Linked DNA regions of Mus musculus: region 1 is linked to region 2. A link is a loop called in an ENCODE intact Hi-C map of the cell type or tissue named here. Cell type or tissue: heart. All regions are shown on one strand. Each heading gives the region's core, and the rest is flanking DNA. Links, peaks and the distances in the headings are about the cores only. Region 1 has its middle 2.1 kb from the start of Gm36224. Region 2 holds the start of Clcn2 (chloride channel, voltage-sensitive 2).

Region 1 (2,899 bases), core at 224-2,723, 670 kb before region 2:
ATTACATAGTTACAGTTTTCCATATTAACATATGCAAATCCAGCCCAGTGCGTGAAGATTTAGGATACAAAAAAGGCCTTTTCCCCTTCCCCCAATTTGGTCCAAGGATTTCCCTGTGGGGTAAAGAGCTCTCACCAGTTCCATTTGGAGTCTACTAAAACAGAAATGGTGGTCTGCTCTGGATGAGAGCAGGGGTGGGGGCTGGGGCTGGGGCTGGGGCTGGGGCTGGGGCTGGGGCTGGGGCTGGGGCTGGGGCTGGGGCTGGGGCTGGGGCTGGGGCTGGGGCTGGGGCTGGGGCTGGGGCTAGGCAGGGAAACTGCCCTTATGGAAACTGTTGCTCCTATATGGGGTCATTTCACAACAGATACTCCTGAATGGTATATACCAGAGGCTGATGTGGGAACAGGAGACGCAGCACCAACAAGCAAAAACATCAGGTCTCACCTCAGACTGTCTGTGCATGGTCTTCTAGAGAAGAAAATCAGGGACTGGAGAGATGGCTCAGTAGTTCAGAGCACTGACTGCTCTTCCTGAGGTCCTGAGTTCAATTCCCAGCAACCACATGGTAGCTCACAGCTATCTGTAATGGGATCTGATGCCCTCTTTGGCTATGTCTGGAGACAGCTACAGTGTACTCATATAAATAAAATAAATCTTATTTAAAAGAGAAAAGAAAAGAAGATCAGAGATTATAATTACCAGTTTATGGAAGGGTTGGGTTTGCTCAGGGATGAGTTGCTTCCGGGACCTCAAGACAGAGCTAGTTCAACAGAGATCCCAACTCCTAGGGCTGAAGTTCAGGTAAGACATATAGACAAAGTCAGCATTACTCTGGAAAAAAACATGGAGGGGTGAGAATCATGAAGGACTTAAAGAGCAATGCCGATGCAGATGAGCTGGGTCAGGAAGGAGGGAACAGCACTGCAGCGAACAGGAGATGCCCAGAGAAAGGGGTACTCCAAAGGGCCAGTAACAGCATTGGTAAAGCCCAGAATGTGTCCTTCTGAAGCTCTATTGGGGGACCACCTGGGATCATGACCAGCAAGATGGGGGAGGGAAGTTAACAGGAACTAGCGCAGCTAGGCCAAAGGCACGGCCTGGAAGCGGTGGCCATGCAGGGTTTGCCAGTACAGAGCCCATGGCAAGTCTTCAGCAGACAGGAGTTGCTTTTCAATCCCACATTCCAGGGGAGTCAAAGGCGTCTTAGGTAAGAAAATGGCTAGGGATGGCGAGCTCTTCTGGTTACAGAGTGCATACTATGTAGCAGACCCGGTAGCAAGTGTGAAGGATACAATAGTAAAAAGGCCCTGCCCTCCTCCCTGGGAGGATCTGCCATTCTGAAGGCCAGGGCTGCAAAAGCTCTTGGCAGGGTGCCTCTGGGGCTGTGATCTCTGGAGGCCCTTTCTTCCCAACTCCTTGGCCCAGCACCTCAGAAGGGTCATTTCTTCTGTGGACTTAAGAATCTTAAGTCAGGCAGACACCCTGTTGGGAGGGGAGGAGGGCTGTGTGTACAGAGCTGACTCTTAGAAACAAACAGCAGCCTAGTGCCAAGAGGCTTCAGAGGGGCGGAGAGCCTTTTGTTTTGTTTTTAGCAGAAGGGAAGAAGTGCTCTTTGGCCTCCCAGACCATTCTGAGTCTGTTTTTTATTATTTATTTATATTTCACATCCTCTTTTTTTTTTAAAAGATTTTTTTATTATTATACCTACGCACACTGTAGCTGTCTTCAGGCACATCAGAAGAGGGTGTCAGACCTCATTATGGATGGTTGTGAGCCACCATGTGGTTGCTGGGATTTGAACTCAGGACCTTCGGAAGAGCAGTCAGTGCTCTTAACCGCTGAGCCATCTCTCCAGCCCCCAATTTCATATCCTCTTACATTGAGGTCATCCTGCCTCCATTCCCAGCCTGGGCTGCCTTCCTATCTCTCTTACACACACACACACACACACACACACACACACACACACACACACACACATCCTTTCCTCTGTCCCATTTGACAGTCACTTTCTGGAGGACAGACAGTAAAAGGGAGGACGGGGAGCATGCCTGACTCGGCCTAGCACACAGTGGGCTTTCATGCAGGAAAGGAGGAAGCACACGGGCTTCATTTTTCTTACCCCTCAAGGCCTGTTGGGGAAGGCCTTGCTACCATGAACCCAGAAGGCAGACCCACAGAGAAGGAGCACAGGGCCTCTGCTGATGCCCAGCAGTGGGCAGGGAGGCCACATCCGGGTCTGAGCTTCGTTTCCTGCTTTCAGCCATGACACTTGGCCTGAGTGTAGCCCCCATGGTGTTCCAGAGTGAGAGGAGGTTTGAAACCCTACTGGCAGCCCTAGGGGTAGTCTTAACTGTCCTCCTGATAGGTCTTGGTCATTCCCCAGGAGTCAGGGGCAGCAAAGCAAAGGGCTCCTCTTCTCTGACAGGACGCTGTGCTAGATAGAGGCTGTAGAGAGCAGAGCTGAGGCCACAGCCCCAGTCCAGGAAGGTGGCTCCTTAAGGATCTGTCCCTGGGTGAAATTCAGTTAACCTGGAGGGAGAAATTCGTTCTCTCTCAAGCGAGAGCTGAGTGGCAGGTCGCATATGTCTTTTATTAATAAAAAATGAGAAAATTGAATCATTACTATGCAATTGTAGTTCATTTGCTAGGCCAACTCCTTCAAAGCCTGGATGCCAGGCTAGGGCACCGGAGGGATGAGAGGGACCTTGGTATGAACTGCTTGGACAGCACCTGTGTAGGAGGCACCTCAGGCAGCTGCAAAAGGAGCCATGCTTGTGAGAATCTCAGAGCTTCCAGACTGCACCATAGCCCTGGCGCCAGCTCCAGAGGCCAGGTGACCCTCCTGGAAGTACCCTTCTTCTCTCTCTCTCTCTCTCTCTCTCTCTCTCTCTCTCTC
Region 2 (2,899 bases), core at 117-2,616:
ACCATCATCCAAGGTACCATCTTCATACAAAGTACTAGCTATAACCAACCGGAACTTGTCACCTGAATAGAGCAGCAACATCAGGGTAAAGAAGTAGACACCTAAGACCAAAATCCTCTTGCCATTGCCCGTATTCAATACTTACCTAAGTCCACAGGGTAAATCTGAATGTTTACATCTAAGATGAGGTCCATCTTGAAAGATTCACTCTCACAGTGCAGCCGGGATACTGGGGAAGAGTGCATGACAGACATGATTACAAAGTCTATCGATGCCAGCTTGGGGTCAAATGCAAGAGATCAAATCATCTAACATGCACACACCCACCAGCCTCCCACAACTGCAATCAGAATCAGATTCACAAGAGGGAAGAAGGCAGTAACCTCAGCAAGTGACAGGGTCCCAAGCAAGCGGCAAAGCTCCTCCAGCAGTGGCCAGTCTCCAGGCTCTAACTAAAAACGCCTGGATGATTTAGACTAGAGTCTCACTGGTCCTGAGACTTCCTCTTTCTAGCAGGAGACACTGCTGAGGGAATCTGAGGGATGTATTCAAAACTGACATCTGTCTTAAGACATTTGCCTCCAGGCTAAGCGACACCAAGAAGAAACAACTTCCGGATCGTTGGGAAAATAAATACACCAAGCGGTCAACTGAATGAAATTCAGAGAGCTTCGGAAAGAGCTAACTTGTTCTTAGGCTAATACAAAATTATTGGTTAGGAAGGCAGGTAGGTAACTCGCTGCAAGACCTGGGGTAACAAAAGAGATAAGGCACCATCTACTTTTTCCAAGAATAAAGTTCAGAGCACGGTAGAGCACATAATAACTGTGTAGGGAGTTAGAAAGGTTCCCAGGGGTATGCCAGCACCCAGCTAAGGGCCACCCACCGGGCACCAGGCACCGCAAATATAATAGAAAAAGCTGTCTCAAGTTTCTCATTCACGAAAAAAAAAAAAAAACTGTTTCCTGAGGGAGGTACCGAGAGGGTGGGGCGGGCCAGCCACTTGGGGTGGGTGGGCATGTTGGCCACTTCCCTCCTACCGCCCCGACACCGCTTACCTCGGTCAAATTTCTTGCCTTCTGGGTCGATGTCTTTCACATCGAAAATATCCTCGAACAGGATGCCCGCCATCGCGAAGGGCACGAAAGCTGCAGAGGATGTGAGCGCGCGGCCACCACTGGGGATTCGCGCACCCCCTCACGTGGAGAAAAGTAAGACAGGGCAGAGTACCGCCCCAAAAGCGGCAACGAGGCCGAGGGCGCGTGCGCACGGGCTGCAGTCACGCAGCCACTTCCGCTGCCTCCTTCTCGGGGCTTCTTCACTTCCGCCGGGAAGGGCCACCTCCGAGGTGCTCGGGCCTTGTGGGCGAGTCTCAAAACTCGGTGACTCCGTCCAAGGCGGGGACAGATTAAGTCCCACCTCCGACGGGGTACCGCGCTGCGCCCGGCTCGACGGCGCCCTCTTCAGACTGTGGATCCCAAAGCGTGGAAAGCTTGGGGGCCTAACCCAGCCAGGAACCTTGATCCTTGGCCCAGAGAAGCCCGGCCCTAGCCCTTCCCTGAAGTCCGCGTGCCGGCCGAGGGCACAGTCCGCGCTGCAGGCAGGTGGAGCAGAACCCCGCCCGCAGAGCACCAGCCCTCCAGGACCCGGTGCCCAGCCCCTCAGACTGTCACCAAGATCCCCAAAGCTGGTGCGAGCTGGCTCGGACCAGCTAGACATCACCGGAGCCGGGTGCGTCCGGTTTGGGAATTTGCCATGATGTCACTCTCGGGGAAAGGAAAGCCCGCATTGTGCCCTCCCCTGGGGCTTCACCTCCTCGCCACTCCCGTCTTCCCTTGGCCCTGCTTGGCACTAGCCTCACACTGATCCCCTAGAACACTGCCAACTGAACTTGGTACTGCCTGTCACCCCACTATACCACCCTCTTCTGGACACTGAAGTGCGCCTTTCACTGGGAGGCGACAGCTCGCAATACCTTCTTTCTAGGTGCTACCTCCTCTCATTACAGCCCCTGTGCTGGGCACCCTCTTGTTTCTTGAATGAGTCTTCATCCTGGTACTATTCTTTCTCCACAGATTTCTGGACACTGTCCTCTCCAGTGGCTCCAACCTAACGCTGCCCATCCTCTTTGTGCCCTCGACACCTTCTTCTTGTCCTTCCCAGGACCCCGAAAGACAATGTGGAGCCTCAGTAGGCCGTTTCCTCAGGGCGTCAGCAGCTACTCAAATTCCCCCTTAAGCGGTGCCTGGGAGGAGCGACCTCTGCTCCCCCCCCCCCCCACACACACACACACACCCGCCTCCCAGGAGCGGCCTCCCCCGCACCAATAGCTCCCTTCCCTCGGGCCTCACCCCTTCCCGTCCCCTCCCACCTCCACCTCCGCCCCTCTTTCCAGGCCTAGCCATTCCAGGTGCACCTTCCCGGGGGAACCCGGAGGAAAGGAAGGAGAAAGGGAGGCAAGGAGGGAGCCGGCTCTCGGGCATCCTCCCAGATGCGTCTGAGCCGCCTGAAAGTGTGAAGCAGAGGCTGCCCCTGTCCGGTCTGGCTTAGAGAGCCCGAATTAGCTTTTGTCAGTAGCCCCCTACCCCAGTTCAAGAGTCCCCACATCTCCAGCCCCTCCCGCACAACGCTGCAGCCGCGGGAGAGCCCGTCCCTTCCACGTGCCAGCAGACCCGCCCCCGCCCGGCCCCCGCACCCTCAGGGCGCTGGGTTAATCCCGGGCCTCCGTGGCGAAGGGGTGCGAGATCGTGTTTCAAGCGCCCCCTGCCGCCTCTCCGGACACCAGGAGGCGGCCCCAATGCAGACCCCGGCCGGGCAGGGACGCCCCTGCAGATGGGCCGGGGCGGAGCAGCAAAGCAGGGCACCGCCCTCGGCCCGCCCGCCGAGGAGGAGACGCTAG

Evidence for each region. Peaks named below come from ENCODE experiments on the same cell type or tissue, not always from the same donor. Only the 100,000 strongest peaks of a DNase experiment are listed, where the experiment ranks them.
Region 1: a loop joins it to region 2, with 2.1 times the contacts of the local background. A loop is called at or near these places in 3 of 42 quality-filtered maps.

What each region holds. Positions count from the first base shown.
Region 1 is chr16:21,388,043-21,390,941 of GRCm38, reverse strand. No RefSeq gene overlaps it. Among named protein-coding and RNA genes, the nearest start is that of Gm36224, 2.1 kb to the left of the region's middle. In heart, for the core only: no CTCF peak of the experiment used is centred there; a DNase peak (open chromatin) is centred at 1,431.
Region 2 is chr16:20,716,154-20,719,052 of GRCm38, reverse strand. It overlaps Clcn2 (chloride channel, voltage-sensitive 2), which reads left to right and starts at 2,417. Exons shown (of 24, transcript NM_009900.2): 1 at 2,417-2,899. It overlaps Polr2h (polymerase (RNA) II (DNA directed) polypeptide H), which reads right to left and starts at 1,227. Exons shown (of 5, transcript NM_145632.2): 1 at 1,059-1,227; 2 at 146-229; 3 at 1-62. The coding sequence starts at 1,131. In heart, for the core only: a CTCF peak has its summit at 1,462 (motif pointing left); DNase peaks (open chromatin) are centred at 1,332 and 2,362; H3K4me3 peaks cover 2,500 bases; H3K27ac peaks cover 2,238 bases.